2 separate regions of the Homo sapiens genome follow, and region 2 is linked to region 1. Evidence: chromatin loops called from intact Hi-C (ENCODE). Cell type or tissue: right lobe of liver. All regions are shown on one strand. Links, peaks and the distances in the headings refer to the core of each region. The heading gives the core; the rest is flanking DNA.

Region 1 (16,614 bases), core at 5,108-13,107:
CGTGACATATCTAGAAGGAACATGGGTTTTAAAAACGTCAAGGCTTCTGAGCTATTTATGTGCATCAGGTACTAGGACAGTACATCTAAGTTTAGTTGGAAGAGAGAGAATTTTAGTTAGGGGTATGAGCTCCCTTAGTGTGTGGGCCTCTCCTGTTCATCTTTTCGTTTTAAGCTTTTAGTTAGAGCTATATGCATAGAGTTGCAGAGAATAAAATAGTGCAGGGGAAAACTCTTCCTAGTTCCAGTTTACACGGCTCATTCTGGTCCTTCTGTTACCTCCTTACTAATAAATAATGTACTTGGCTATACCTCTATTTCTTGACTTCATCATTAGATATTATTTGTTGACTTCGAGCTTTAAAAGATGAGAGTTACTCTTCTCTTCCTCTTCCCACACTACTGAGGTTGCTATTTTATGTGCTACCTTGCTCCAGTGAAACACTTGCCTCCTTAGCTCTTTTGTTCTGTCTGCTACAGACAGTATCTCTTGACCCCTCTTTTGGCAGTCCATCTTCTCCTTACCTCTCCCACCCCTGTCATAGCCAGGCTTCCCACCTGTCCTGTGACTTTCCCCGTTGTCAAGGTTGAGAACATGTGCATTCTGTCCTATAACTGCAGTTAAGCCTCACTCTTGTCTGTTGGCTTAGTCTAAAAAGTTGCAGTGTGACAATTCTTTCTTGTATGATTATGACCATATCATTCATGGCAGAGTCACATAGTGTACTGTGATTATATTCCATTCTTTTATAGCCTTTTTCCTGGAGTTTCTATTTTTTCTCTTGATCTTACTTTCAATTGTTTTCCTATGAAGCTTCTCACGGTATCAGCTGTTTACGGAGACTCCTTTCATATCACTGTTTTTTGACTCTGATTTCAGAGGTGATTTGTTGGTGTGCTACCATCGTAGCTGAGAATTTAGCTTACTTGCCACCTCATCTGGAGCCCCTTCCTTAGTCCTCCTCATCACGTGTGCCTTCTCCATCCTCTCCTCCCTATTCTGTTATCACTGTGGGCAGTTGATGAGTTATTGCCTTAAATTGTCTGGCTTTCTCGGGTGCTGCCTTCAACCTTAGCACGTTTCTAGTGCCTGCCTCCGTTTCCCATGGTTGAATTAGGCTATTGGCAGAGCTAGTGGTTGAAAATTTGTGGCTTACAAAATGCTGAGTTGCTTTTATGTCATTGTATACCTTATTTCCTACCTGTAATGCTGTGCTGTGTCCAGTGATGCTGTTTGTGGTTTGATATGCATTTTTAAAGAGACTTAGTCTCCTGTGCTTGCATTAAAGTTGGACAATGGTGACATGAATGAAGGTGCCAACTGGTTCTAATAACAGTAGCCTGTTGATGAACAAAAATAGTAAGCACTTGGGGTTGTGCGGAATTCCAGCTCTCTGACAGACTCTGAGGCTACCTGTGCTATCTCTTCAGTTAGCAAAAGGTGTGACAAGCAACCTGCCTATGCCCCAACCACCACAGACCACCAGCCGCACCCCAACTACCCCGCCCAGAAGTGTAAGTATGAACCTGTCTTACGAAAGCTGCCGGGGCTTCTTCCTGGTATGCAGAAGGCTTGTTCTGTGTGTGTCCGTGTATGTGTTCCTTTGTGGGTGTGTCTTCTCCTGTTCTTTTGAGTTGTGGGTCTTCCTTTGCAACGTTTCTTCTTCGCTGTGCCTCTGGTCGCCATCACAAACTGCATTAGGAAATGAGAGCGAGCATGTGGCCTGGCTTCTTGATGGAGATCGTCCTCGCTCTTTTCATAAAGGGTCCTAGATGAACACCGATTCCCTCCTGTGGTGATTGGCTATGGCAGCCAGTGTCCCGTGTCCTCTCCATATGAGGAGTGAGGGCCTGCAGATCCCTCCATTAGCCAGCCTGGTTCTGGGAGAGAGATACTGAACTCAGCTTGGCCCTGGTCCCATTTCTTCCAGTACCCGCTGGTGGTCTCTGCCCTCACCAGAGCTGGAAGGACTTGATGTGGTTTGACCACATCACTGTAGGATTTTCTCCCAGATGGGGATGACCAGCTGCATCACTCCCCAGAGTCCTTCCGGAGAAATAAAAGCATAGGCATGGCGGCTAAGGGAAGAAGGCATAAGAAGGCAGATTGAGGATTGTTAAGAAGACTCCGCCCTTGCCCCCAGCTCTGCCTACCATAGTATTGCTCCCTTTTGGTCACTGATGCACATGACTAAGAAGAGTTCTCTCCTGAGTAACTACATGACTTTGGAGATCTTTGTCATTCTCTTCACTGCTTATCTTCCAGAACTCATGATTACCCACACATGCCTTTTTACCAGGCAGTAAGAAATGCAGCCCCCCTAGGTAGTAGCATGGTCCCCTCCTTGGCCCACTCCACTCTTGCCCTCAACCTCTTTCAACCAAACATTATCACCCACCTTAAGAAATTAAAAAATAATTCTGTCCCAGTCTGTCTGAACTTAGTACATGATCCAGGATGTGATGGGATCTTAGGGCTTGGCTGGAAGGTTTCTCCAGTCAGCCATCTAGCAGAGCTGCAGATCTGGGCTGGGCTGTTGGCTAAAGTGCTCTTCACAGACACCTCATTCGGCTCTTCCTTCAGCTTCTTCACTTATTTCTTACTCAGTCACTACTCAGCTCCTTGTCCATGTGTCCTTGAAGCCATCCTAGGTCTTATTCTGATTCTGAATTCTTCAGTCACCCATAAGCTTGTCCTTACCGGGAGTCAGTGGGTGTGTGTTCCCAGGTGGACTTAACCATTCTTCTCCTTTATGATCCTTTCCCTTGGGTGGACAAGTGTGATTTGGTTGTAAGGCCATTTTTCAAGTTGCCTATACATTGATAAAAGAAATCCCACTAACGGAAGTAGACTGCATGCCAAATTTCAGTGTCTTTCTCCAGGGGCCAAGGTTGGACCCAGAAGTGCATGGGGTGCTTGGTGTCGTTCAGTGATGTAGTAAGGATACACGGTTCCAGACACGGCACAAGAAATGCCTTCCTTGGCAGTTCAGCACCTTTTCTACAAATCTTTATTCTCTGTGAGCATGACACCCTACCGTTTTTTCAACCGGTTGTCGTTAAATCCTAAAAAATAAGTTGTTCTACCTTTCTGTTCTACAGACCCACAGATGCAGGGCAGTCAGCGGTGGCAGTGTTTGAACCATCAATTGGGAGGGGAAGGTGGTTTCCTGTGCAGGAGGGGCAGGTCAGATTGCAGGATAGTTGTGCTCAGGCGCAGGTGGGCAGGCACGCTAAACACATTGGTTTTCCCCCTCAGACCATTCCCGGAGTAATAAATCCAGTTGGAGCAGCAGTGATGAGAAGAGGGGATCGACACGTTCCGATCACAACACCAGTACCAGCACGAAGAGCCTCCTCCCGAAAGAGTCTCGGCTGGACACCTTCTGGGACTAGCAGTGAATCGGGACACAAACCACCCACCCCATTGGGAGAAAAACCCAGACGCCAGGAAAAGAAGAAACAACAAAGGCAGGAGAACAGCCACTTTCAGACTTGAAAATGACAAAACCCTCAGTTGAGCCTGAGCCCCCGGCGCGGGGGCTGCTACACTACAGGACACCCAGCATCGGCTTTGACTGCAGACTGTTCACCCACACGAGCCCTGTGCTTTTGGTGTAAATAATGTACAATTTGTGGATGTCATTGAATCTAGAGGACTTTCCCCTTTTTATATTTGTATTAACTTTAACTTATTAAAAAAAAAAAAAGAAAAAGAAAAACGATTTAAAAAAAAAAAAAAAAGCAACCAACCCCAACAACAAAAAAGAATGTTTTGGTATTGGAGAAGGGATGGTCAGTTAGCCTGTCTGTCACACGACGGAATGGATACTGGGCCCGGGGACCACTTTCATACTCACGTCCTCATCCTTGGATACCCAGGGGAGGGCGAACCGTTTTCGCTCGTGTGTCTGTACGCAGCATGTTGGGATCGGGAGTTTCGGCACAGACTATCCCATCAAGCCGTTGGCTCCTTTCAGCTACTACGTTACCACGTTCCTAAAACGCAAGCTCTCCGGACCAGACGGACACAGGGAGAAGCTAGTTTCTTTCATGTGATTGAAATGATGACTCTACTCCTAAAAGGGAAAAAACAATATCCTTGTTTACAGAAGAGAAACAAACAAGCCCCACTCAGCTCAGTCACAGGAGAGAACACAGAAAGTCTTAGGATCATGAACTCTGAAAAAAAGAGAAACCTTATCTTTGCTTTGTGGTTCCTTTAAACACACTCACACACACTTGGTCAGAGATGCTGTGCTTCTTGGAAGCAAGGACTCAAAGGCAAGGTGCACGCAGAGGACGTTTGAGTCTGGGATGAAGCATGTACGTATTATTTATATGATGGAATTTCACGTTTTTATGTAAGCATGAAACACAGGCAGTATGAGAGAAAGCAAGGCCCGTCATGCTGTCCGTACACTACGTATGCTGTAGAGCCATTTTGTATGTTGTGTAAAACAAAAAGCATTGATGAAAAAGCAAAAGGTGATGTATGTATATGAGAAAATTAATTGTACGATATCATTCCAGTACGTTTTGTTGTACATTTTAGTCTTGTTTACTTTCTCTTCATTGTTAAGAGGATGCGAACTGTACAGTTTCCAGCTAGTTACCCATATTAGAGAAGAAATAAGAGAGTATTAGAAGAAAACAGGAGAGAAAGAACATTTGTGAATTGCAGTTGTCAAAAAAAAAAAATAGCCTAGCTGGCCTTATTTGTGAAGCATAATTGCTTTTAGCATATGGAAGTATTTTTTCACATTTTCTTTGTATAAAATTTGTATTAAACTTAAATATCTTTTTGATGGTGGTGTTTCTTTGTGACTGAGCCAGTAGACTCACACTATATGCTTTTTTGGGTTTGCCCGTTCCTTCCCCCACCCCCCCAGTTTTTTCAGATTTCTTTACCTTTTTTTAATTAAACTGTTTTGGAAAAATGCCGTGGTCGTCCTCGAATTTGCAGTTTTCCATTTGGTCGGGATGGCTGTGTCAGGTTTGCACGACCAAACACAGAAGGGGCCGTGAGAGGTCATGAACACCCCCCACAGCCAGGTGGTGGGCACACTGGAGAGAATGGGCCCTAGTGGGTGCCCCCCACGCCAGTCCTCGTCAAACAGTTGGGAGAGGACGGAGTTGTCTTCTTGAAGCCCGTAGGGAGGCCGAGCTAACAGGCCTCGCGTGGGCAGCAAGGATCCCAGCCCCTCGCAGGTGCCCTGGTCCATGGCTCTGGGCCTGGCTGGAGGTGCACAGGGTATGAGTAGAATGAAGCCGGCTTGAAAGGCTGAGGTTTGGTTTCCTGGGCAGCAGTGTTCCTTCTCTGCAATCCAGTAACTCCCCAGAAAAGATCTCCACAAACCCCTTCCTGTGCCAAGGGCCAAGACATGACATGGCCGGCAGGGGAGGTTGGCCCGCGTGGGCATAAGTTCATTCCTGCCAATCAGCAAACACACATCGCGTCAGGCACTGTCCAGGCACTGAGGATCCCATGGTGCCATCAAGGAGTCGGGTCCCTGCCTTCATCAAACTTGCATCCTAATGGGGACAACAATCGTTCAGTTACTCAAGTATTACAGGGGACCTGTCATTAGCCATGCACAGTTTCAGTTACTGGGGACAGATGGTGAGCAGGGCACAGGAGCCCTGTCAGGGTGGGCCTCTCATTCTTCACAGGAAGACAGACTGTCTACAAGTTATTCTCATTTTTTGTTTTTTTTGAGACGGATTCTCGCCCCGTCACCCAGGCTGCAGTGCAGTGGCGCAATCTCAGCTCACTGCAACCTCCGCCTCCTGGGTTCAAGCAATTCTGGTGCCTCAGCCTCCCAAGTAGCTGGGGATTCAGATGTGCACCACCATGCCTGGCTCATTTTTTGGTATTTTTAGAGACGAGGGTTTCACATATTCCCCAGGCTGGGCTTGAACTCCTGACTTGAAGTGATCTGCCTGTCTCAGACTCCCAAAGTGCTGGGATTACAGGTGTAAGCCATGGCACCTGGACTCTCCTCTTTTTTTGGAGGGAGAGTCTCCATCACCCAGGCTGGAGTGCAGTGGTGTGATAGCTCACTGCAAACTCAGCCTCCCGGGTTGAAGCAATTCTCCTGCCTCAGCCTCCCGAGTAGCTGGGATTACAGGTGCCTACCACCCATGCCCAGCTAATTTTTGTATTTTTAGTAGAGATGGGGTTTTCGCCATGTTGGCCAGGCTGGTCTCGAACTCCTTGTCTCAGGTGATCCACCCACCTTGGCCTCCCAAGTCTTTTTTTTTTTTGAGACAGAGTTTTGCTCTTGTTGCCCAGGCTGGAGTGCAATGGCGCGATCTTGGCTCACTGCAACCTCCGCCTCCCGGGTTCAAGCAATTCTGCTTCAGCCTCCCGAGTAGTTGGGGTTACGGGCATCCACCACCACACCCAGCTAATTTTGTATTTTTAGTAGAGATGAGGTTTCTCCATGTTGGTCAGGCTGGTCTCGAACTCCCAACCCCAGGTGATCCGCCTGCCTCAGCCTCCCAAAGTGCTGGGATTACAGGTGTGAGCCACCGTGCCTAGCCTCCAAGTCATTTTTTTAAGTGAGAAGAATGTTAGCTTCCCGTTCCTGGGCATGTGTGTGCACCTTTCCTCTGTTGTCTCATTTCATCCTGAAGACCAGAGAAAGGAGGGGCCATGGCTACGAGGGGTCATCCATTGTCTTCTTTCAGCTCCTGCCTTTCTAGTCTCAACTGCACTCTCTGCTCCTTTGACCTGATACCCTCTTCTGTGGCTGGTACCTGATTCTTCAGATGTCACTCCTGAAATAGCCACCTGCCCACGGGCCCATCATGCCCTCAATATTTTCTTCATATCTCTGAGCAAAGGGTGTGGGGTTTTATTACTTCTCCTGTGTGTCCCAGTTGAATGTGAGCTGGGTGAGGGAGGTGCTTTCTCTGTTCCCTGCTGTGTCCCCAGGGCTTGGACACAATGAAGGTCATGCCACTCCTAAGTAGCGAGCAGCCAGCAGCTGGGCTCCTAAGTAGCGAGTAGCCAGCAGCGCAGCATTCAAATGCAGAGGCCACCTTGAGGTGTCCCACTGCACCCCCATCCAGCCTCTGCCGCAACCTCCCTTAGAAGCAAAGACATCTAGGGAAGTGGCTTGCTTACTCGAGGATAGAGAAATGGTTGCTTTTAGTTTTACCATTCATCTGACCAGGTAAAACAGCCCACATGACTCAAATCTGAAGATACGAAAGGGCCCATAGTATAAAGCCTCTCCCTCCCTGCTACCTCGGTCCCCTCCAATCCCCCTTCCCACATAGTCCTCAGGGAGAGTCTGCATTTACAAACAAATGCAGAGACATTTTTCTCTGCTCCTTTTCTTCTTTTTTAAGACGGAGTCTCGCTCTGTCGCCCAAGCTGGAGTGCAGTGGCGCAATCTCAGCTCACTACAACATCCACCTCCTGGATTCAAGCAATTTTTCTGCTTCAGCCTACCGAGTAGCTGGGATTAAGGGCACCCGCCACAATGCCCAGCTGAGTTTTGTATTTTTAGTAGAGACAGGGTTTCACCATGTTGACCAGGCTGGTCTTGAACTCCTGACCTCAGGTGATCTGCCCGCCTCGGTGTCCTAAAGTGCTGGGATTACAGGCATGAGCCACTGCTCCCGGCCCCCTTTTTCTACATAAATGATAGCATTTGATACACACTCTTCTGCCCTGTCCCCTTGCCCCGTTTTTTTTTTTTAAACTTAATCTGAAGCCTTGAGTATTGATCCATATCAGTGCAGTTCAAGAGCACCTCCATCCATTTTTAGGGGGTGTGATATCTGCTATGTGGACACGGGATAATGCATGTGGCCAGCCCCCAGCTGGTGGACATTGAGATTGTCCCCAAACTCTGGCCACGGCAAACGGCCCTGCAGTGAGCACCATTATAAAATGACTCCCCAGGCTCCTCTTAGCTGCCCAGTGGGGTGGTTATTCCACTCTTTGTGCAGCTTGGAAAACTGAGACTCAGGGGTTACATGCATTTGGAGGGGTCAGGTTTTTAGTTGCAAATAACAGAATCCACTCCACCTAATTAGAACACTCTCTAATCTGCTTACTTCTCAGGCCACACCAGTGGGTCAGTGAGAGGCCAGGTAGGAGGGGAGGGGCTTGAAGGTTCCAGTCTGGGTTGAGTGTTTTCAGAATGAGGAGAAGAAGAGGGAGATGCAGTGAGGTCTGGTGAACCTGGCAGAAGCTGCCAGTTCCTTGCTGGTTTCCTTTGGCAATGACCGGGGCAGGAACTGGCTCAGACCTTTTCATGCAGTCCAGCAAGCTCGCTATCTGGTGGCCATAGGCAAAACTGCAGCCTGTGGAGAGATCTGGCCCACTGGGGACAGCGAGCACGTGGGCCAAAACCCTTCATTCCGGAGACAGCTGTTCACTGAGCTCTCTGTATGAGTCAAGTCCTCAGTAGTGACACAGTAGTGAACAAAACAGGTTCGGTCTCTGTCCTTATTGATCTGACACTCTCACTGGGAAGCAATTTGATACCTGTATGCATGTAATATAATCCCAGGCGGGCTAGATGCGCTGAAGGTAAATAAAGCTAGGCGGGTAGGGAGATGATGTGATTGGGAGCCCTCTCTGAGGGGCTCACCGTTCAGTAGAACCTGAAGGGGGTTTCTTTCCGAGGGGACTGAGCCCAATTATTTTATTTATTTATTTTTTGAGACAAGGTCTTGCTCTGTCGCCCAGGCTTGAGTGCTATAGGGACGTCTCTGCTCACAGCAACTTCCGCCTCCCAGGCTCACCCCATCCTCCCGCCTCAGCCTCCTGAGCAGCTGGGACTACAGGCACACGCCACCATGCCCAACTAATTTTTAAATTTTTTTGCAGAGACGGGGTTTCACAATGTTGCCCAGGCTGGTCTTGAACTCGTGAGCTCAAGCGACTCACCCGCCTTGGCCTCCTAAAGTGCTGGGATTATAAGTGTGAGCCAGTGTGCCTGTCTATTTTATTATTTTATTTTATTTTGAGACAGAGTCTCACTCTGTTGCCCAGGCTGGAGTGCAGTGGCACGATTTTGGCTCACTGCAACTTCCGCCTCCCGGGTTCAAGCAATTTCTGGCTAATTTTTGTATTTTTTGTAGAGACGGGGTTTCACCATGTTGGCCTGGCTGGTCTCAAACTCCTGACCTCAACGATCCACCTGCCTTGGCCTCCCAAAGTGTTAGTATTACAGGCATGAGTCACCGCGCCCGGCCGACCGTCCATTTTAAACTATACAGTCGAGTGGCGATAATCAGAGTTGAGTTTTCCAAAGGTCAGCATTTAGCTGCCACCTTCATATCAGGGTACATCAGGACCCCATCTATATTCTTATTTATTTTCTTTAGTCTAGAGAAGCAAAGGTCACCTATATTCCTCCAAGTGTCGCTGATGTGGGCCTGCCCCACGTGGGGCTCTGTGCTGAGGCTTTCCATGCTGTAATCCTTCGGGTTTTGTAATAACTCCCTACATGGAGCAGGCCCTCGTAACAGGCCCATTCTCCCAGTGAGGCAGCTGAGGTTCAGAGAGAAAAAAGTGACTTGCTCAAGATCACACAAAAGGTCACTGCAGAGCCGGGACTCAAACCAGTCTGCTTACTTCCCAAGCCAGTTCAGTGAATCATCAGGCAACACTGCCCCAGTCACAACTAGCCCTGTGTGTGTGTGTGACACCGTGGTGAGTTTACAAAATGACTCCCCAGGCTTCTCTTAGCTGCCCTGGGGTGGTTATTCCACTCTGTGCAGCTCGGGAAACGGACACTTGGGGGATACATGAATTGGGAGGGGTCAGGTTTTTAGTTGCAAATAACAGAATGCACTCCAGCTAATTTGAGCAGAAAAGGCATTTGTTAAAGGATATTGAGTGGCTCACAAATCCCTGGGAAGGCCAGAGAGATGGATTAGGAGATTGCACAGCAACCAACAATGTCCAGATTACATTGCAGGACCTTTGTGTTAAGACTTCCCACATTGGCCAGGCATGGTGGCTAACGCATGTAATCCCAGCACTTTGGGAAGCTGAGGCGGGCAGATCACCTGAAGTCAGGAGTTTGAGACCAGCCTGGCCAACATGGCGAAACCCTGTCTCTATTACAAATACAAAAATTAGCAGGGGCATGGTGGTGTACGCCTGTAGTCCCAGCTACTCGGGAGGCTGAGGTAGGAGAATCACTTGAACCCAGGAAGTGGAAGCTGCAGTGAGCTTTGACTGCACCACTGCACTCCATCCTGGGTGACAGAGCAAGACTCCGTCTGAAAAAAAAAAAAAAAAGACTTCCCACATCACTGCCCCATTGGGTTCAAACACTGCGACTTTCTCTAGTGACGCTGGGCACGACCCTTCTGCCTCCTTGCCAGATTGGATTCCATGCATCAGAATCCACTTCCATTGCTTTCACATGTGGATGTATCTGGATTGGTTGAGCCCAGGTCCCATGTGGGTGCATCTGATTGACTGAACCTAAGCACCATTTAGGTGTTGTATTAGTCCATTTTCACACTGCTATAAAGAACTACCTGAGACTGGGTAATTTATAAAGAAAAGAGGTTTAACTGACTCACACTTCTGCAGGGCTGGGGAAGCCTCAGGAAACTTAGAATCATGGCAGAAGGCAAAGGGGAAGCAAAGCATGTCTTACATGGTGGCAGGAGAGGGAGTTCAAAGGGGGAAGTGCCTTACTTTTAAGCATCAGATCTTGTGAGAACTCACTATCACGAGAACGGCAAGGGGGAGATCCACCCTCACAGTTCAATCACCTCCCACCAGGCACCTCCTCTGACACATGGGGCTTACAATTCGAGATGAGATTTGGGTGGGGACACAGAGCCAAACCATATCAGGGGTATTTGATTGCTGAGCCTGGGTGCCACCTGGGTGTATGTGATTGGCTGAGCCTAGGCCACATAGCTAACCTTCTAACTGCAAAGGAGGCTGGGAAAGTGAGATTCAAGCCTCTTCTGGTGCAGACTCATAAGTTGGGAAAGTGTTCAAACAAAAGGTCTTGTGTGGACAAAACGATGACAGTACCCACTGCAGAACTGTCCAAGGTCTCTGTCAGCCTGGTCAGTTGTAGAGAGCAGAATTCACCCAACCAGTTTAAGCACAAGGCATTAGTAAGTGTACTGGTCAGTTCCGTGCCAACCTGGCTAGGCTGGAACCACATTTCCCAGAATCCTGGCTCTCGAGTGGTTCCCAGTTAGAGTTGACCAAAAGAGGAGCTGTGTGAGATTTCCAAGGCTGTAAGGAAGCCACAGCCTCTACTGTTGCAAGGTCGCTGTAGTTAGATGTGGGACAGACAACTGCAGTGGCGCCAGCAGGCTCCAGCTTGCCCTTGCTCTCCTCCACTCTGCGTCCAGGTCATCTTCCTGACTCCTGCATGTCAGCACCTGGCCTGTCACCAGCCGCTGGACTGCAGAGGCCACAGATCCCCATTGAGTCCTCTGAACTTGCCCCACAGCTTCTCAGATCACCTTCTTGGTGACTCCAGATCTCTCCTCAGACCCCTGCTTCCCCAGCTCCTCCCACAATTATGTAAGATCTAATACCCATCATCTGTGCATGACTGCTCCCAAACTCATGGGCTCAATCTCACTGATGCATTAACAGTATTTACAAGCCAGGCACGGTGGCTCCTGCCTATAATCCCAGCACGTTGGGAAGCTGAGGCAGGCGGATCACTTGAGGTCAGAAGTTCAAGACCAACCTGGCCAACATGGTGAAAGCCCATCTCTACTAAAATACAAAAATTAGCTGGGCGTGGTGGCAGGCACCTGTAATCCCAGCTACTTGGGAGGCTGAGGCAGGAGAATCGCTTGAACCCAGGAGACAGAGGTTTCAGTGAACCGAGATCATGCCATGGCACTCCAGCCTGGGCGACAGAGCTAGACTCCGTCTCAAAAAACAAACAAACACAAAACAAAAGAACAAAAACAAACAAAACAACAAAAACAAACAAACCCCCAAAACAGTATTTCCGGACTCACATGGAGGGCTGAAGAAAGCCATGAGGTCTGAGCTTCCAGGAAGCCACCGAAGCCACCGTGCAGGACTGGGCTGCAAAGAAACAGATGCACCGAGGCCACAACCACGCTGGCCCTAGGCTGGTCCACACCGCCACGTGCAGTCACTTTTCTCCCCACTTAATCCGTACCAAATGCAGCTGATGGGTGGAACCTTGAATATATCAGACGCCTGGCTGAATAGAGCCTGAGGAATAAGTTGTTTTTCTTTTTTTTGAGACAAGAGTCTCATTCTGTTACCCAGGCTGGAGTGCAGTGGCGTGATCTCGGCTCACTGCAACCTCCGCCTCCCGGGTTCAAGCGATTCCCGTGCCTCAGCCTCCTGAGTAGCTGGGATTATAGGCGTGTGCCATCATGCTCAGCTGATTTTGGTAATTGCAGTAAAGACAGGTTTTCACCTTATAGGCCAGGCTGATCTAGAACTCCTGGCCTTAAGTGATCCTCCCATCTTGGCCTCCTAAAGTAATGTGGTTACAGGTGTGAGCCACTGGGCCCAGCCGGTTTTTAGTTTAGTTCAGAAAACCACCCCAGAAGAATGATCAGATGTTGAACAAGCCAGTTCTCATACATGTGACCAGGGATCAAACCCGTGGCTTTGCCACCTGGTCTAGGGCTCTAATCTGCCCAGGGCACTCTTTTCAGATTGTGGTGTTAATGGAAAACTGTGGCCTTCCTGGTCCCACAGATAGCCTAAGCCTGGGCCAGTTGGGTACTACAAGCTTTATTAAGACAGCTGAGTACTGACCTTGGTTCACTTTGATGAACCCGAGAGGGAAACTTCATTTACATACACAGCACCTCCTGTGCTCCAGGCAATTTCTGCACATTGCATCCTAATGACCTGCATTTTGCAGCAAAGGACATCAGGTCCAGAGGGATTGAGGCTACACAGCTTGTGCGTAGCCGAAGCTGGACTTGAACCCAGTCTAATGACACAAATAATGCCTGCTCTTTTTTTTTTTTTTTTTTTTGAGACAGAGTTTCGCTCTTGTTGTCCAGGCTGGAGTGCAGTGGCGCAACTTTGGCTCACCACAACCTCTGCCTTCCGGGTTGAAGCGATTCTCCTGCCTCAGCCTCCCAAGTAGCTGGGATTATAGGCATGAGCCACCATGCCTGGCTAATTTTTGCATTTTTAGTAGAGACGGGGTTTCACCATGTTAGCCAGGCTGGTCTCCAACTCCTGACCTTGTGATCCACCCGCCTCGGCCTCCCAAAGTGCTGGGATTACAGGCGTGAGCCACCGCGCCCCGCCCAAAAAATGCCTGCTCTTAACCATGACTATATCTTTGTCATCATTGGAGAAACTTTTGTATAAAAGCCACAAGTTAATTATTAACTAGGGACTTACTCTTCACTGGGCTGTGTTTCAGGTGCTGGGGACACAACTGTGGACAAAAGAGACAAGACGTAGACATAGGGTAGTGAGTTCAGCTGGGGTTTGCTCCCAGGACCCAGGCAGGGGATATAAGCTAGGGAAACAGGCTGGGGTAACACTGACATAGATATGCTTTCTTTGTATAGTAAACATGTTAGAGGCCAGGCGCGGTGACTCACGCCTGTAATCCTAGCACTTTAGGAGGCCGAGGTGGATGGATCACCTGAGGTCAGAAGTTCGAGACCAGCCTGGCCAACATGGTGAAACCCCCGTCTTGTTGCACGGGAGCGAGTTAGAGAAAACACCACACTTTTGAGACGAATTAAGTCTGTTTATTTAGCCGGCGGCTAAGAGATGGCTTACGCTTAAAGTTCTTTCGGCCTTGAAGAAGGGGCTAGATTTTCTTTTATACTTTGGTTTAGAAAGGGGGGGGGTCTAGTTAAAACAATTTTACAGAAATAAAGTAGGCAAAAAAGTTAAAAGGATAAATGGTTACAGGAAAGTAAACAGTTCTAGGTGCAGAGGCTTTAAGATTATTACAAGGTGATAGACGCGGGGCTTTTTTTGGGCGTTATCAATCAGGCGAATTCCTGGGAACTGCGGATATTGCTCGCCACATTATCTTATCAGTGAATTGCATTCTTGGATGTGCTGGGAGTCAGTTTGCACAAGTTAAGTCCTTGAGGAAGGCGCTGCCAGTGAAAGAGCCAAGATGGAGTCTGTCTGGCTCTCTTAGCTAAGGGAGAGTCAATTAAGGTGGAACTAAGGCTAGGTGATTAAAGGAAAGAGGGAGAGTCTAAAAACAAGGTTAGTAAAAACAAGCTTAGGCATTACAGTCTCTACTAAAAATACAAAAATTAGCCGGGCGTGGTGGCGAGTGCCTGTAATTCCAGCTACTTGAGAGGCTGAGGCAGGAAAATTGTTTGAACCTGGGAGGCGGAGGTTGCAGTGAGCCGAGATCGCGCCACTTCACTACAGCCTGGGAGAAAGAACGAAGCTTCGTCTCAAAAAACCAAAAACCAAACAACAACAATAACAACAAAAACACGTGTTTGAATAATCTGTGCATTTTTTTAATCTTTTTTTTTTTTTTTGAGACAGGGTCTCCCTCTGTTGCCCAGGCTGGAGTGCAGTGACACAATCATAGCTCACTGCAAAGTGGCACAATCATAGCTCACTACAACCTCGACCTCCTGGGCTCAAGCCATCCTCCTGCCTCAGCCTCCCGAGTGGCTGGGACCACAAGTGCACACCACTACGCCCAGTTACTTATTTATTTTTGTAGAGATGGGGGTCTCACTATATTGCCCGGCCTGGTCTCAAACTCCTGGGCTCAAATGATTCTCCCACCTCAGTCTCCCGAAGCACTGTGATTGCAGGTGTGAGCCACCGTGTTCCACCATTGCTTTTCTTGAAATATGTAAGCCCTTTGGTTTAGTTTTTATTTTTCCACTTTTGACAGAAAAAATATTTCTCCACTATGAGAATAACAGCTGGCTGGTGTGTGGATCAATGGCAACCGATGCTTGACTTCGGGGTGTCAGGGAGAAAACACAGCATGGTGGCCGGGCGCGGTGGCTCGCGCCTGTAATCCCAGCACTTTGGGAGGCTGAGGCATGTGGATCACCTGAGGTTAGGAGTTCGAGACCAGCTTGACCAACATGGTGAAACTCCATCTCTAATAAAAATACAAAAAATCAGCCAGGTGTGGTGGTGCCTGTCTGTAATCCCAGCTACTCGGGAGGCTGAAACAGGAGAATTGCTTGAACCTAGGAGTTGGAGGTTGTAGTGAGCCAAGCTCGTGCCACCGCACTCCAGTCTTGGCAACAGAGCGAGACTCTGTCTCAAAAAAAAGAAAAAAAAATTAAAAAAACAAAAAACACAGCATGGTGAGGACTGTGGCGAACGGGTCAACCTGGAGAGCCCCCGAGTCAGCTCACAGGGGTGGCCATGGGATGGCTTTAGCTGCTCATGTGCAAATGCAGGCCAAGGGATCCACTTGAATTTTAGAGAAGTTGAAAATTTACATTTTGAGTGAAATCACCCAAGTTTTATATAATCGGGTCAAAGTATGAAAAAAATCATGTGAAGAGTAATAAAATGTATCTGTGGACCAGAGTTTGCAACCTGAGTCAGAGAGTGCAGGATCGGAGTCTCAGCTCTGCCCGCCTCCAGCTGTGAATCACAGGCAAGCCACGACACCTCCTGAGTCTCAGTTTCACCCTCTGTTAAATGGGGCTTATAAAAACAATCACTTGGATGAGCTTATGTGCCAATCCTTGTTCTAAACCAGTGGTTTCCAATCCATGGGTTGTGAAATTGATTTTGCAGATTGGAACCTGCATCACTGAAAAACAGCAGGATGGAAAAATTATAGAATGTGTCACAGTTGTTTGGTAAGCATTGCTTTGTGAAACTGAGTTATACACACATACATGATATACATACACTCCTATTTATACACACACATATGTATGTGCTGTACTGGGTCTTGATGTAATATGTAATATGCATTTCTTATTACCCCACAAGGGGGCCAGTAGACTTCAGGGGCTGAGGGAGAGGTGGGTAGGTCTCTGTGGGCCCAGATCCCCATGGAGTTGGGTAGGGGATGCAAGGGCAAAGAGGCTCCCCCGTCACCTAGAGCTGGAGTTTACCAAACACCAAATACTTGGCTGGGTGCTGTGGCTCACACCTGTAATCCCAGAACTTTGGGAGGCTGAGGCGGGAGGATCACTTGAGGCCAGGAGTTCAAGACCAGCCTGGCCAACATGGCGAAGCCCCATCTCTACTAAAAATACAAAAATTAGCCAGGTGTGGTGGCATGCGTCTGTAGTCCCAGCTACTCGGGAGGCTGAGGCACAAGAATCGCTTGAACCCGGGAGGCGGAGATTACAGTGAGACGAGATCATGTCACTGCACTCCAGCCTGGGCGACAGAGCGAGACTCTGTCTCAAAATAAAACCAAAACCCCAAACAAATACCAAATACTTAATGGTTGAATTTATTTTTTTTTCTTTTTTGAGATGGAGTCTCGCTCTGTCGCCCAGGCTGGAGTGAAGTGGCGTGATCTCGACTCACTGCAATCTCCGCCTCTTGGGTTCAGGCAATTCTCTTGCCTCAGCCTCCCGAGTAGCCGGGATTACAGGCATGCACCACCATGCCCAGCTAATTTTTTTTGTATTTTTAGTAGAGACGGGGTTTCACCATGTTGGCCAG
Region 2 (16,614 bases), core at 7,282-15,281, 49 kb before region 1:
TAAATGAATTAATAAGGTTAAAAATTCTAATGCTAAAGATTTTATTGGTAATACTTCCGTTAAAATGCCTATATATATATATATGTATATATATTTTTTTGGGGACAGGGTCTCTCTCTGTGTCCCAGGCTGGAGTGCAGTGGCATGATCACGGTTCACTGCAGTCTTGACCTCCCAGGCTCAATGGATCCTCCCATCTCAGCCTCCCAAGTAGCTGAGACTACAGGCGTGTGCCACCATGCCCGGCTAAATTTTTTGTATTTTTAGTAGAGATGAGGCTTCGCCATGTTACCCAGGCTGGTCTCGAACTTCCGAGCTCAAGTGATCCTCCCACCTCAGCCTCCCAAGGTGCTGGGATTACAGGGGTGAACCACCGCACCTGGCATATTCTTGTTTCTTCGTGTAACAAACACTTCAGTTCTATGTCTTACAGTACCAGTGATAGGACTAGTAATAATATAGCAGCCCCCCCCAGTGAAGGAATGTGGCATGCCACGTGCTAGGCCAATTCTATTAATTCTTGCAGTAAAACAGATTTATTGTGTTAAAAACTTAATTATAGGCTGGGCACAGTGACTCATGGCTGTAATCCCAGCACTTCGGGAGGCTGAGGCGGGTGGATCCCTTGAGGCCAGGAGTTCCAGACCAGCCTGGCCAACATGGTAAAACCCTGTCTCTAGTAAAAATATAAAAAATAGCCGGGTGTGATAGCAGGAGCCTGAAGTTCTAGCTATTTGGGAGGCTGAGGCAGGAGAATCGCTTGAATCCAGGAGGCAGAGGTTGCAGTGAGCCGAGATTGCACAACTGCACTCCAGCCTGGGTGACAGAGCGAGACTCCATCTCAAAAAAACAAAAGCAAAGAAAACTTATTTCTTAAAACAATTTCTAATATTTATTGAGCACTTGCTCGGCGCCAATTGACATAGATCGACGACATTGATCCTCACTCCCTTATCATTCCCGGATGAGGAAAAGGATTCCCAGCTGCATGCCTACTCCATCCCTATGCGGCGTGTCAGTTTCAGCACTTTTGACGTTTGGGGCCAGATAACTCTTTCTTGTGGGGGGCCGCTCTGTGCATGGCAGCAGATTTAGCAGCGTTTTGGTCTCTAGCTCCTAGATGCCAGTAGCAACCCCCCACTCTCCTAAAATGTCTGGATGCAATGCCCAGTGTGCCCTGGAGAGAAGAATTGCTCATAGCTGAGAATCAGTGGTTCAGAGGATAACCCCAAAGCCCTAGAGGTTAATGGGGAAATAGAAAATAAAACCACTCTAATAGCAAACAGTAACAGAGTACTTACTGCATGCCAGGCACTGTTCAGATGATTGATTTAATCCTCACGGCAGCCTGATGAGATGTAGCTACTGTTATTGTCCCTTTGTATCATATTATTAGTGTCTCTCTTTGCTGCTGCCAGGAAGAGGGAGGCAGAGGTGCCAGTAACTGGCCCAGGGTTACACAGCAGGGCAACAGCTGAGCCGGGGCTTGAATCCACAGTGTCTGGCTTCTAATCTGTGCTTGAATCCAGGCCTCTTTACTTCTGGAGTCTTTCCCACTATATTACATTAACAGTAATGCAGGCAGGTCCTGGCACCAGAGCTGCCTAGCTTACTTGGATTCACCAGCCGAGTGGTATGTGAGTTTCAACACACTGAAGCCTTGTTCTGAGTTTTCTAATTTGTCAGGTGAGGAAACTGAGGCAAGTGCTGCCCACACAAGTGTCCCAGCACTTTCGAAGCCCCTGGGGAGTCTCAGTTCCTAACTCCAATTTGCCATCCACAAATTTCTTTCCAGCACCAGATCAACTCAGAATGTTTCTTGCTCATCTTGGAAGAGTTGGCTGTCATTGTTGTTAGTGATGCCTTTAGTCCCAGCTGTTTTTAAATGGGCCCAAGAGGCATTAACAGGACAGTCCCAGTACCATGGAGGGGCAAGGACAAAGGGGCAGGATTTGAAGGATCTTTAGGACGCTTGTTGGCCCCTATGAATGCTTGCTTTTTTAAACGTAAGTGGTTTATTGTCCTAACCCTGTGAAATGAGGCAGGGGAGAAGCAGGTCGTAGGTCATTTTAAGGTATTTTTAAAAGCCTTAGGCATAGGTACAGTTCTCTCTCCTCCTGTGAAAGTTTGAAATACAGTAAAGAAGGACATAATTTACCAACGTCTCCCTCACTCCATCTGGTACTGGGTTTGGCTTTACATAGCCTCAAGAACCTTTGAAATGGGAGCTGGAGATTTCCCAAGGGGCCAAGTTGGTCCCTGGCAGGTGCAGTGGCTGCGTGTGAGCTGGCCGTGGTGTCTTTCCACAAACAGATGATACGCATTTGTAAGCCTGGCTCCCGTTCTCCACATCTGGACCATGTGGGGGTTGGTTTAATCGCTATTTATGTTGAGATTTATATCCGTGAATGGGCCAAACCAATTTCAGTGGCAGCTTAGCCGATTTGTCTTAGAGCTTTGTGCTTAATAGAGTAACTGGGGAGACCTTCTTCATTTGTGGCTTTAACGGTTTCACATCCGGTTAAAGCCCTTTGCTGAAAATAAATGGCCAACCTGCTATGCTCCACCCCACCCCATTCGTGATACTGTAGCGGCCTTGCTGAAATCAAACACAATTTCATAATCTCTCCATTCTCTCCCTACACCACACCTACACGTTCTACTTGTTTATTTGTAAACCTGTCTTTTAACAATGCCATACTTTTTCAGCTTCACCAGCCTCCACCAAGACGGGACAAGCAGGGAGTTTATCCGGCAGCCCAAAGCCCTTCTCTCCTCAACTGTCAGCTCCTATCACGACGAAAACGGACAAAACCTCCACCACCGGCAGCATCCTGAATCTTAACCTGGGTCAGTCAGAATTTTTGCCAGTATCTTTCTGTGGCAACTGTGGATATTTTTGCAAATGACGTATCCTCTTGTGTATGTGGTTCTTGAACCTTCAACTCTTTTCTCTATGCAAAAAATGCAAAAGTTTCAGAGGATGAAGGTGAGAAAAGATCTGTGAAAAGAATAAGTAAGGGATTTCTTGGGGCTTATTGACATACAAATTACTTTTTTTTTTTTGAGATGGAGTTTCGCTCTTGTTGCCCAGGCTGGAGTGCAAGGGTGCGGTCTCGGCTCCCTGCAACCTCCGCCTCCTGGGTTGAAGTGATTCTCCTGCCTCAGCCTCCCGAGTAGCTAAGATTACAGGAGTATGCCACCACACCTGGCTAAGTTTTCTATTTTTAGTAGAGACAGAGTTTCACCATGTTGGCCAGGCTGGTCTCAAACCCCGACCTCAGGTGATCCACCCACCTCTGCCTCCAAAAGTAATGGGATGACGGGCATAAACCACCATGCCTGGCCCAAAGTGCTTTTATCCAGGCCAGTGTTTCCACCTCAGTTGTCCTTGACCACATTAACCCAGTTCTATTTGCAAATTATACCCATGGCACAGAAGCAAGTAGGAGGAATCAGTACTTACCTTTCCTATGTGCAGCATACTCTGATATTCCTTAATTCTCTTCTTCTAATTCTTACACTCTGGTCTTTATTCCCTGGATGATGATGATGATGATGATGATGATGATGATGATGATGATGATAACTGTTTTTTTAGAGATGGGGTCTCACTCTGTCACCCAGGCTGGAGTGCAGTGGTGTAATCATAGTTCACTGCAACCTTGAACTCCTGGGCTCAAGCTATTTCCTGCCTCACCCTCCCTGAGTAGCTAGGACTACAGGCCTAGCTAGTTTTTAGCTACATACTCAGCTAATTTTTTGTAGTGATTGGGTCTTGCTGTGTTGCCCAGGCTGGTCTTGAACTCTTGGCCTCAAGCAGTCCTCCCACTTTAGCCTCCCAAAGTGCTGAGATTACAGGCATAAGTCACTGCACCTGGCCCATTATTGATTCCTTATTATTATTATTTTTTTTGAGATGGAGTTTCGCTCTTGTTGCCCAGGCTGCAATGCAATGGCGTGATCTTGGCTCACTGCAAACTTCTGCTTCCCAGGTTCAAGTGATTCTCCTGCCTGAGCCTCCGAGTAGCTGGGATTACAGGCATGCACCACCACGCCTGGCTAATTTTGTATTTTTAGTAGAGATGAGGTTTCTCCATGTTGGTCAGGCTGGTCTCGAACTCCCAACCTAAGGTGATCTGCCTGCCTCAGCCTCCCAAAATGCTGGGATTACAGGCATGAGCCACTGTGCCCGGCTGCTGTTGATTCATTATTGATTGATTCATTGCATCCTCACCATTGATTTTTCTTGAACATCTATTATGTGCTGTGCACTATTCTAGGCATGGAAATAGAGTACAAAGCAAGTCAGCTAAGGACCTGCTCTTGTAGAGGCTGGGTTTTTAGAAAGATAGAGAAAATAATAAAGGCAAATAACAAGGCAGTTCACACCATGAGAGGCAGTTCACACCAAGATAGTTCACACCATGATGGATGTCTGGAAGGTAATGTGATGAGGCAAGAGATGGGCAAGTTGCGAAGCAGATGTCACAGTTCACTTAGGTGGAGGGGTTAAACGGGGCCTCTTTGAGAGGCGATATTTGAGCTGAAGTTTACGTGACAAGAAAAATCAGCCATGCCAGTGTCAGGAGGAAAAAGATTCTAGAAGGAATAAGAGATTTTAAAGGCTCTAGGGTTAGGATTAAGTTGGTGTGCTATAGGAGTAACTGGGTGTGTTGTAGGATTAGCAAGGAGGCCAGGGTGGCTGCATCCCAGTGAGTGAGGGTGAGGCCAGTCCGTGGAGTCGGAGACAGTACGGGGGCCTCGTAGACCCTGGTGTGGATGGAGGGTTCAGCGCAGGAGGGATGTGAATGGACTTCACATCTCAGAAGAAGCCCTCGGTGCTGTGTTTCAAATAGTCCATATCAGTCAACCATTCTCATCTGGGGGCAATTTTGTAACACTTCCCCACCCACTGGCAATGTTTGGAGACATTTTTGGTTGTCACACCTGGGGTTGGGGTGCTCCTGGCACCTAATGGAGGGAGGCCAGGGAGATACCACCCAACATCCTACAAAATGTAGAACAGGGCCCCCAACAGAGAATTTCTAGATTGTGTCAGTAATTGTGCTGACAGATCTGGGTATGGCAGGAGAAGCCAAGGGTCTAGTTTAGATTATGTAAATTTGAGCAGCTGTTACACCCCTAGGTGGAGAGGTCAATAGGGCAGCTGGAGGCAGGAATTAGGGTTCCCTGTGGCCAGGTTCAGGCAGGAGGTGTAATTCTGGGAATCTTGACGTGTACGTGGGATTGGGTTAGAGTGGTAGTTCTTGAAATGACTTTGAGGGGGTGATGGGGACACTGCTGGCATCTAATGATTGGTGGCCAGAGTTGCGCTAAACATCCCCCAGTGCATAGGACAGCCTCACTCAACAAAGACTCCAGCCCCATTGGCTTACTGAGGTTGCGAGTCAGGGGTAGAGCATTGAGCAGGAGTGAGGCCCCTGGGACATTGAGGATGTGGAGTTCTGGTTGAGGAGGAGAAGCAAGGGGTGGAGTAGCCACACCAGGGGAGTGTGTTGCCCTGGAGCCTCCAGTATGGGGGTTTCAGAAAGAGAGGGCGGCCACCTGTGCCCAGTGACGCTTAAGTGTGAATTCCACGCCTTTGGTGGTTGGCGCCCTCCAGGTCCATCTTGTCCTACAGTGCCATTTTCAGATGGAGAAACTGAGGGAGGTCTGGAGAGGAGGCATGGGGTGCCCAGGATCCCAGAGGCAGCAGGGCTGGAGCACAGCCTGGCTCCAATCCTGGCTCACCTGTGAGTACAGCCCTGATGTAATAGGATGGTCAGGGCAGTTGCTTTCGGGGCTCCCATTCAGACCAACCAGTTGGTTCCTCACTTGAGTGAAAAGGGACACACGTGCTTCCTTGGGAACATTCATTGTTCCCAAATCTGTGGTTTGCTTTCTCACACCCTCCTTCCACCTCCACACCCTGAAAAGAAATGCTGTTTGGAGGCGTTCTCACGGTGACATTTCCTCTCTGCCAGTCATGCTTGTCAAGAATAGCTCTTTGCTGAAACTGGGTGGTCATTGGGCTTCCTCGTGACACTGTGGGTCTTTCAGTTTGGCTTGATCTGTTGTGGGAGTGAAAGGTTTCTTCCTGTTGTGTGTCTTGGTGGGTGGGCATGGTGGTGGGTGAGCACCAGGGGAACCGAGGCCCTCTTGTGTCTCCCCTGGCAGCTCTTCCGGTTCAGGACACATTTCTTATCTTCGTCAGCAGGAACAAGAGCATTGGGAATGTGGGCGTTTTGTGGGCTGGGATTGCAATGACCTAACGGGAAGAGGATCAGCTAGGGACCGATGGAAGTGCCGTGGGTGGGGAGGAGATCAGAACAAGCAGGGCAATGTTAAGGAATTCTCCAGTGACTGCCCAGGGACTGAACAAATGCTTTATAGGGCTTGATTCTGTCTGTCAGCCGTGGAACGACTTTCCCCAGACAGGGACAATGAAAGGGAGCACCCTGGATAATGATGAAGTTATTGTAGCTAACAAAACAGGATTTCCTTAAAAAATATATCAGAAAAGGCAGAATTACAGAGATGGGGAACAGATGAGTGATAGCTGGGGGTTGGAGTGCAGGAGGGTTTGCCTACACATTGGGAGGGAACTCTTCGGGAGATGGACCTGCTCTGTGTTTTGGTTGTGGTGGTGGTTACAGGAATCTATGCAGGTGTTACGACTCATAGGACTGTATTCTCCCAAAAGTGAATTTTGCTGTCTGTAAATTAAAACTTTTTAAAAATTACAACAACCTTTAAAGTAGGTAATATCTATGTTTCACAGAAGTGTAAACTGGGGCACAGAGAAGCAAGTTACCTACCCAAGGATCAACCATGGTTTGTGGTAGAGTTTGGCCTTCAGGCCCAGGCCTGTCTGCTGCAAAGCTTGAGCTCTTAGCTGAGATACCTGAATGTCTCCTGTGCCTATTGGATACGTCAGCTTTTTTGGGGGTCAGGGGGTAAGGTGAAGTTTTGAAATTTGTAAAGGATGTGGCTCTTGCCAGCTTAACCCACATTGTCGGACTGAATTGTCAGGAAAAACAGAACTCTAGATTATTACAGGAACTCTCCTAGTTTTTAAAAGCTGACAATCAATTTCATTAAAAACAAAAACTGGCTAGGCTTGGTGGCTTATGTCTGTAATTCCCGCACGTTGGGAGGCTGAGGCAGGAGGATTGCTTGAGCCCAGGAGTTCAAGGTTGCAGTGAGCTATGATTGCATCACTGCACTCCAGCCTGGGTGAGAGAGTGAGACCCTGTGGTACAAAAACAAAAACAAAACCCCAAAACTCTATTTGGGCCAGACAAACACATACAACCAACAATACAAAAATAGTCCATAGGTTGTCAGTTTTTATTTATACTATACTGTAATTATATTATACTGTTACACTATAATTAAGAATATATGGTATATAAGTATATGGCATTTTAGTATATGTATGTGTGTATATGGTATATGTATGTATATTGGGTATATGGTATGAGTATATGTATGTGTGTATATGGTATGACAGTATATGGTATATGGGTATATTTGAGTATATGTATGTGTGTATGGTATATGATGAGTATATGGTATATGGGTATGTTTGTATATTGGGTATATGTGAGTATATGTATGTGTGTGTATGGTATATAAGTATGTATGTGTGTGTTGTATTTGCGTGTGTGTATATGGTGAGCATATAGTATATGGGTATATATTTGTGTGTGTATGGCATATGAGTATATGGTAAATGTGTATATGGTATGTGAGTATATGGTATTTGTGTGTATGTATGTGTGTATATGGTGAGTGTATGTGTATTTGTGTATATGGCATATGAGTATATGTATATGTGGTATATGAGTATATGGTATTTGTGTGTGTGTATGGTATATGACTATATGGTATAAGATGGGAAGGTTTGTACAGAGACCTGGTTCTTGCCCAGGTTGCTAATTCACTGTTTCCCCTCATTTGCTGTCTGGGGCCTTTCCTCTCCTCACTAAAAAACAAGGAGCTGAGCCCAGTGGATTATTACGAGCCCCCTGTATGACTCAGCAGTGATTATAAATAAGTCATAAATAGGAATGAGTTTCTGAGACTAGAAGAGAAGAGGTGGGCCCGGTCCTTTTCTTCTTCCAGACTCCTGTTTGCTTTCTCTGATGATCCCATCTCCTCTTATTTCACAGAGGGTGTTTACTTTGAGCTGAAGAAACTCAGCAGTCAGTAGTCCTGTTAGTGACAGAAATGCGCCTTGATGCTCTGTTGAAAATGCAGGCAGGGCCAGGGAACGTCGTCACACCCCGAGACTTTCTGTTTATTTCTCCACTGTTAATGACAGGAGGCATCCTTTCTTTTTGTGCATAAAGCGGTATCTTGGAAGTCGGGCTTTCTTTGAGAGCATACATGGAGTGCCTGGGCCCAGATTTTTCAGATGTTGTCTTGATTTTCTTTAGAGTGAATGAGGTGGGGAAGATCTCTGTTTGGCTTTGACTGAAAGATAGTGTCTGCCAGGGTCTCTCTCTTTTTTGAGATGGAGTCTTGCTCTGTCGCCCACGCTGGAGTGCAGTGGCGCGATCTCGGCTCACTGTAAGCTCCGCCTCCTGGGTTCACACCATTCTCCTGCCTCAGCCTCCCAAGTAGCTGGGACTACAGGTGCCCGCCACCATGCCTGGCTAATTTTTTGTATTTTTTAGTAGAGACAGGGTTTCACTGTGTTAGCCAGGATGGTCTCAATCTCCTGACCTCGTGATCCACTCGCCTCGGCCTCCCAAAGTGCTGGGATTACAGGCGTGAGCCACTGTGCCCGGCCTCTCTTTTTTTAAAAAATAATATAGAGACAGGGTCTCGCTATGTTTCCCAGGCTGGTCTCAAACTTCTGGCCTCAAGCAGTCCTCCTGCCTCAGCCTCCCAAAGTGCTGGGATTACAGGCATGAGCCACCATGCCTGGCCAGCTAGGGTCTTTTGTCTAAGTGATATTGCTCCCTTGAAGGAACTGACATTTTGTAGTTCCTGGAAGTCCATCCATTGTAGTTTGCGTTCAGCTTTAGAACAAAAATCTGTCTTTTTTTTTTTTGAGACAGAGCTTTGCTCTTGTTGCCCAGGCTGGAGTGCAATGGTACAATCTCGGCTCTCTGCAACCTCCACCTCCTGGGTTCGGGTGATTCTCCTGCCTCAGCCTCCCAAGCAGCTGAGATAACAGGCATACGCCACCATGCCCGGCTAATTTTTTGTATTTAGTAGAGATAGGGTTTCACCATGTTGGCCAGGCTGGTCTCGAACTCCTGACCTCAGTATATGGTGTGTGTGTGTGTATATATATATACATACAAATATATATATATACGGTATATATATATACACATACAAATATATATATATACCGTATATATATATATATATATATATATATATATATATATATATACACACATACACGGTATATATATATATATATATACACACACACACATACACCATATACATATACTGAGTATATGTATATGGTATATATATACTGAGTATATGTATATGGTGTGTATATATATATATATACACACACACACACACACACACACACACACACACTGAGTATATGTATATGGTGTGTATATATATCCACCATATGCATATGTATATGTATATGGTGGATATATATATTTATATCTCCACCTCGGCTTCCCAAAGTGGTGGGATTACAGGTGTGAGCTACCACGCCCGGCCCTGTCTCTCTTTTTTTAAATGGAAAAAGAAGTTCTTAAATTTTTCTTTTATAGAGTTTGTTTTTATAAGTAATGAGTACATATGGTAACAAAAATTTCAAAGCACAGGACATTTCATGAAAGGCCAGCGTGTCTGTAACCTCCAACCACCTGTCTCTATACCCCTGTTCCTGCACGTCACCACTGTTGCAAGTTTTTAGTTTCTAGAGCCCTTCTAGATATATAGCATGAGTTCTGAATGGTTTTTGTCTCCCAGGTGACATTTGGCAGTGTCTGGAGATATTTTTATGTTTTATTTATTTTTTTGAGATGGAGCGTCGCTCTGTTTGCCCAGGCTGGTGTGCAGTGGCATGATCTGGCTCTCCGCAACCTTTGCCTGACTCCGCCTCCTGAGTAGCTGGGATTACAGGCGCGCGCCACTACGTCCGGCTAATTTTTGTATTTTTAGTAGAGATGGGGTTTTAGTAGAGACGGGGTTTCACCGTGTTGGCCAGGCTTGTCTCAAACTCCTGACCTCGAGTGATCTGCCCACCTCAGCCTCCCAAAATGCTGGGATTGCAGGCATGAGGCACTGCGCCTGGCCTGGAGATATTTTTATTGTCACAACTGGTGTGTAGGTGCTAATAGCATCTAGGGGGTAGAGGCCAGGGTGCTGCTGAACATCCTACAACACACGGGACAGCCCCTCCACCCCACCCCACCCCCACCACAAAGACTTATCCAGGACCCAAATATCAATAGTGCCACTGTTGAGAAACCCTGAGAATATATAGCCTTCCCAGCGATTTTCCATTTCCTTCTTGGCTCCCCTACAGCAGTGCTAAGGTGCTCCACCAGTCTTTGCTTTTTCATGAAACAGGTTGGCTTTTCATATCAACACACAGAAATCGGCCTTCATTTCATTTTAGCAGCTGTATTTAATTCCATTTAAAGGTAAACTGTAACATTTATTCAGGCGCCTTACTTACTGACGCTACGCTTCTTTCCATTTTTGCTATTGAAGACAACTGCAATGAAGAACCCTTTTGCCCACGTGGGAGGGTAATCCATAGGATAAATTCCTAGAAGTGGAATTGAGCATCAGAGGCCACATGCGGCGACATTTTGAGAGGTATCGCCCAACTGCCCTCTAAAGAGGTGGTTCTGATTTATGCTCCCTCCAGAAATGTAAGATCGTGCCTTTTTCTCTAGCGTGAGTATTTTTCATCCCTGGTTTCCATTTATAGCCTAAGCTGTCTTCATATCAGCTGAAAAGTTCAAAATGTTGGCAGCAAGGGTGGATTCTGAAGATATTCCCGATATAGAAGGGCAGGGGTGGAAGAAGTCCCGATAAGCTACATGAGCTAAATGAGAAAGTGAAGCTGTTTTCTCTCTGCGGAGGAGGGGGGAGTCAAATGCAGCTGCAGGTTTGGATAAAGATCATTACATTCGGCTAAACTCCTGAAGGTCAGCTTCCAGGGCCTGGGCCCAGCCCCTAGCCATTTGGTGGTTTATTCTAACAAGAATAAACATAACAGCAGCTTACTGACCAGAGAAACCTCAGTTTGTAAAATGAGGGAATTTACCTTCTTTGCATTTTTCTTGATTATGAACATTCCAGTGCTCAGTCTTTTTAGGCTAAAGTTAATGGGTCGCATTTACTGTAGCCATACGTGTAGACACGCAGGTGCACACACAGAGCTCAGTTATTCAGGTGAGGTCTAGGTCTCTTTTTATGGACCCTAAGGTTTAGAAAGGTTGTCCTGTTAACACACACACAGGAGTTAAGGCAAATAGTGAGTTTTCTTTACTCACATAGAAGATTGGTCTGATACAGGGGTTCTCAGCCTTAGCTGCCAATTAGGATCACCTGGCAAGTTTATTGTTGGTGTGGTTTTTTTTTTTTTTTTTTGAGATGGAGTCTCATTCTGTTGCCCAGGCTGGAGTGCAGTGGTGTGATCTCGGCTCACTGCAGGCTCCTCCTCCTGGGTTCAAGTGATTCTCTTGCCTCAGCTTCCGAAGCAGCTGGGATTACAGGCAGGTGCCATCATGCCTGGCTAATTTTTGTATATTTAGTAGAGATGGCATTTCACCATGTTGGTCAGGTTGGTCTTGAACTCCTGACCTCAGGTGCTCCACCTGCTTTGGCCTCCTAAAGTGCTGGGGTTACAGGCATGAGCCACTGCGCTCGACCTCCTGGCAAGTTTGTAAAAGGCTGATGCCCAGGCCTTCCCCTCAGCCAATTGAGTCAGAGTCTCTGAGGATGGGGCTCAGGCCTCAGGATTTTCTAAAACTTTACAGGCAATTTTGGTGTGCAGCCAGGGTTGGCAGTCACTGGACTAGTATAGAAGATGGCAGATTTTACGGCTTTCAGGCCAAATCTGGCCCCCACCTGTGTTTGCAAATAAAGTTTACTGGAACACATCCACACCCATCTGTTTATGTAGTGTTCATGGCTGCTTTTGCAACAGAGCCTGTATGGCCTGCAAAGCCTGAAATATTTACTCTCTGGGCTTTTATTTTATTTTTTGAGATAAGGTCTGGCTCTTTTGCCCAGTCTGGAGTGCAGTGGCCTGATCTCGGCTCACTGCAACCTCTGCCTCCTGGGCTCAAGCGATCCTCCCACCTTAGCCTCCTGAGTAGCTGGGATTACAGGCGTGTGCCACCATGCCTGGCTAATTTTCATATTTTTAGTAGAGACAGGGTTTCACCATGTTGCCCAGGCTGGTCTCAAATGTGAGCTCAAGGGAACTGCCCACCTCAGCCTCCCAATTGCAGGGATTACAAGTGTGAGCCACTGTTCCCGGTCCTCTCCAGGCTTTTACAAAGAAAGTTTGTTGGTCTCTTTTGTAAATTTTTTCGTTAACTGTGTATTCTAGTAGTATATAGGAATATTGAGGACACTGATGAATGTGTCACTTGGGTAGCCATGGAGAGTATTTTTGTGAGTATACGTTTCCATCTTTATTCTTGAAAAGGCTGGCTTTTCCCTCTGGAATCTAGCATGCTTCTTCATTTCTGAAAGTGGAAATTCCGAGGGAGGCCTCAAATCCCTCCCCCTTTGCTGTCACATTTGCATGCAACTCAGCTGTTAAGTCCTTGAGTCCTGCCTACTGGAACTCTTTAATCTGGGCTTTTTTTTTTTTTTTTTTTTTTTGAGACAGAGTCTTGCTCTGTCGCCCAGGCTGGAGTGTAGTGGTGCGATCTCGCTCACTGCAACCTTCGCCTCCTGGGTTCAAGTGTTCTCCTGCCTCAGCCTCCTGAGTACCGGGGATTACAGGCACCCACCACCATGCCTGGCTAATTTTTTTATTTTTAGTAGAGACGGGATTTCACCATGTTAGCCAGGCGGATCTTGAACCCCCGACCTCAAGTGATCCTCCCGCCTTGGCCTTCCACAGTGCTGGATTACAGGCGTGAACTGCTGCGCCCGGCATTTCTCTTTTCTTTCTTTCTTTTTTTTTTTAAATAAACTTTTAATTTAAAAGTAAACTTTAGTGTCAAAAATGCAAACTCGGGGAGGGCAGAAAGATCACACACAAGGCTGCCACTTTACACCTGGAGGCTTGCATGGCGGCCAGACAGAGGTGCTCCTCACTTCCCAGATGGTGCGGGGCGGGGCAGAGGCGCTCCTCACTTCCCAGACGGTGCGGCGGCCGGGCAGAGATGCACTCCTTGCTTCCCAGATGGTGGGGCGACTGGGCAGAGGCGCTCCTCCCTTTTCTTTTAGTGTTCCCCATTCCTTATTTTTAAAATTATTTTACCCTATAATTTCTCTTTGTTAAGCTACTTCAGATTTCTTGCCGGACAGAGACGGGTATAAAGAGTTTTCTAGTTCTTTGTCCAGTAAATTTTTTTTTTTTTTGGAGACAGGATCTTGCTCACCCAGGCTGGAGTGCAGTGACGCAATCATGGCTCACTGCAGCCTCAAACTCCTGGGCTCAAGCAGTCCTCCTACTTCGGCCTCCCAAGTAGCTAGGTTTACAGGCGTGCACCACCAAGCCCAGCTACTTTTTGTATTTTTTGTAGAGATGGGGGTCTTGCTATGTTGCCCAGCCTGGTCTCGAACTCCTGGCCTCAAGCAATCCTCCTGCCTCTGCCTCCGAAAGTGCTGGGAGAGGTGTGAATCACTGTGCCTGGCCCCACTGCAGTAAATTTGCACATTCTTCACCCTCTCAGAGGTGGCTGTGTGAATGTCTGCAGTCCTGTCTCTAGTAGCCTGTCTTTAAAGCCCTGATAAGTGTGCACACACACATGCATGCACACAGATACTGTTTTTGCTATTTTTCTTGAATTACAGGGATAGTGTCTCTGCTTGCTTTGAGCACTCACTTCTGGAATCTCCCTGGGTCTGGGAGGGGCAGTCTGTAAGTGTGATTTAGGAAAAGACCCATCTCTTCCCTCCTTTTTTTTCCTTCAAAAAAAAAAAGTCTTGCTCTGTCTCCCAGTCTAGAGTGCAGTGGCGTGATCATAGCTCAGTACAGCCACTAACTCCTGGCTCAAGCCATTCTCCTGCCTCAGCCTCCTGAGTAGCTGGGACTACAGGTGCATTCCACCACACCTGGCTGGGAAAAGACCTCTTTCTAATCTTATCCTGGGGGCTGATAAAATTAAGTTGGAGCAATTTATTGCTTCTGGTCACCTGTGAGTGGATTGGGTGGGGCTTTTGGGAGGCTGCTTCTAGTTACTTTGAAGGAGCTGATTTCTGGGTATGCAGTGTTTGAGAACTCTCCCTTACTGCATGAACAGGAAAGTGGTTGGGTCAGGCCAAAGGAAAAAGGTAGGAGAGAGTGATGGCTTTAAACAGTGCTTCCAGCCCAGCTCTCAGACTAGATTCTGGGGCCTCTTTCACAGCCCAATGAATGGAGGTGGCCTGAGGTATGGAGGGAGCAGGGAGATGAAGCACGAAGTCCAGGGAGCAACCTGATAGCTGTTGGGAACAGGCTCAGAGGTGGCTTCTCCTCTTTGTGGGTTGATTGGATTCCACCTGCTTTCTGACTTATTTTTTGGGATCGGCCGGAGTAGGACAGATGCCTCACACTCGCTTTGGGTGGGTTGGAGGGGATGCCAGAGGGTGGCAGGCACAGTGGAGGACAGTAGGCCCCACCTGCAGAGTTGCTTGTTGCTTTCTGGACCTTTGCAGCCACTGAAACTCTTAATATTTTGGGGGCACTGGAGTCGGTGGGAGAGGAATCCAAGAAATGTAAGCTCACTGACTTTGGAATCTGTCCTGCTGGTCCTACAAAGAGCCCTCGAAGAAGTGAGGGGACAGGACCTCCGGCCTGAGTCACCCCCCAGAGGCCTCTGCCTGGGAACTAGGCTGAGGACCTTGGACTCTTACTTGAGCGAGACCTGTTAGACAGAGGTTGAGTATCCAGGGCTAATCTGTTCCCCTTGCCTCACATAGATGCTGTGAGCCACAACACACTGGCTGGAAGGTCTGCCTATCTTATATTCCCTGCCCTTTCTAGTTTCCACCCCAGACTAGGTCCACTGAGAATGAAAAATGAAGCCTCTGTGGCAAATAGGCATTTAGGGCCCCCAATTATCAGGGTGTTTTCGAGGGGGTCGCCATCTTTCTTGGATACAAGTCCTCTTCAATCTGGACCTGAAGTTACAAGTACACCTTGACCAGGCTCAGTGTTGCTTTGTTCACTGAAATTGAGATTGAATATCTGCCCATAACCTTTGTCTTTGGAGGGTCCCTAATGATGTTGACTTCCACACACTGAGCCATCTGGCTGGGATTGTCCATTTTAAATATTGAAAGTCACCCAGACGATTGTTCAGTGGACTGTTTAAACCTGCCAAACGTGTTCACGTGGGCCATTATCTTCATGTCACCCCATTTGGTTGAGCAGATGATATTGTTGGGATGAATGACAAAAAAAGTATCTCCCCCTCCCCCATGTTCTAAAATGTGTGTTTTGCTCTGACTTTGCAAGGACGAAGCTCCGTGATGAGGATGGTGTGTGCCTGATCTTACGAGGGTGTGATGGTTTCTTTCAGATCGAAGCAAAGCTGAGATGGATTTGAAGGAGCTGAGCGAGTCGGTCCAGCAACAGTCCACCCCTGTTCCTCTCATCTCTCCCAAGCGCCAGATTCGTAGCAGGTTCCAGCTGAATCTTGACAAGACCATAGAGAGTTGCAAAGCACAATTAGGTATACCTTTGGTTTTGTTTTTTTTTTCCAGCAGTATCATTGTTATCATTACTGGTAGGGATACCACCTGGATGAAATCAAGGTTGAATCCTGGCTGCTTTTAGCAGCTGCTTTAACTTTCAACTATTTGCTCAGCTAAAATATATTTCCACTCATGGCAAAAGACTTCAGACTTGCTAGTTAATTCAGGGCTTTTTGAACTCATCAGTTTATTCTTTGGTGAAAGCAGTCTGGAAACTCGAGATACAGGTTTGAATCATCAAGGTTTGCAAGCAGAATGAGGATCCTCTGAGTTTTGCCTCTGCTCTCCTCAGTACGCATCAGTGTCTCCACACGAGTAGTGAGTGTGTTCTGTAGGTGTCCGACACGAAACCCTTTCCCTCCAGACTGGTCTCCTCCCCACCGGGCAAACCCTGCTTCTGTAGCTGTTGCCTTTCTTCCTCTTCCCTGTGCTGCCTGCCTTCACACTGCCTACCTGAATCCTGCCTTCTGTGAGGCTGAGCTCAGATCTCACCTCCTCCAGGAAGTCTCCCCTGACTGCCCTCCCCATCTGCCCTCCTCCTTTGGTACTTCATTGCTCGGAAGTAGCAATGGTCCCTTTGTGTGGGGGTGTCCCTCCCAATCTAGACTGGAAGCTCCTTGAGGGCAGGGAGGCCGTTTTATGAGGATTTGCCTTCTCTATGGTACTTGGTCTGTGCACATGGTAGATGCTCTGGAATGTTTGTTGAATAAGTAAGTAAAGCTAGGAGGGCATTTGTAAAGA

The links. Hi-C counts contacts between places; a loop is a spot of excess contacts. Peaks named below come from ENCODE experiments on the same cell type or tissue, not always from the same donor. Only the 100,000 strongest peaks of a DNase experiment are listed, where the experiment ranks them.
Region 2: it touches region 1 in a loop (2.3-fold over the local background); 18 of 110 quality-filtered maps call a loop at or near these places.

Annotation. Positions count from the first base shown.
Region 1 is chr20:47,197,542-47,214,155 of GRCh38, reverse strand. It overlaps ZMYND8 (zinc finger MYND-type containing 8), which reads left to right. Exons shown (of 23, transcript NM_001281775.3): 22 at 1,431-1,514; 23 at 3,259-4,942. The coding sequence ends at 3,395. Among named protein-coding and RNA genes, the nearest start is that of MIR3616, 39 kb to the right of the region's middle. RefSeq lists enhancers at 4,711-5,334, 5,335-5,960, 12,463-12,512 and a silencer at 6,777-7,071. In right lobe of liver, for the core only: a CTCF peak has its summit at 8,307 (motif pointing left); a DNase peak (open chromatin) is centred at 8,295; H3K27ac peaks cover 570 bases.
Region 2 is chr20:47,248,524-47,265,137 of GRCh38, reverse strand. It overlaps ZMYND8 (zinc finger MYND-type containing 8), which reads left to right. Exons shown (of 23, transcript NM_001281775.3): 12 at 2,710-2,850; 13 at 15,699-15,851. Among named protein-coding and RNA genes, the nearest start is that of MIR3616, 90 kb to the right of the region's middle. RefSeq lists enhancers at 5,414-5,553, 5,934-6,043, 11,441-11,941. In right lobe of liver, for the core only: no CTCF peak of the experiment used is centred there; a DNase peak (open chromatin) is centred at 12,077; H3K27ac peaks cover 943 bases.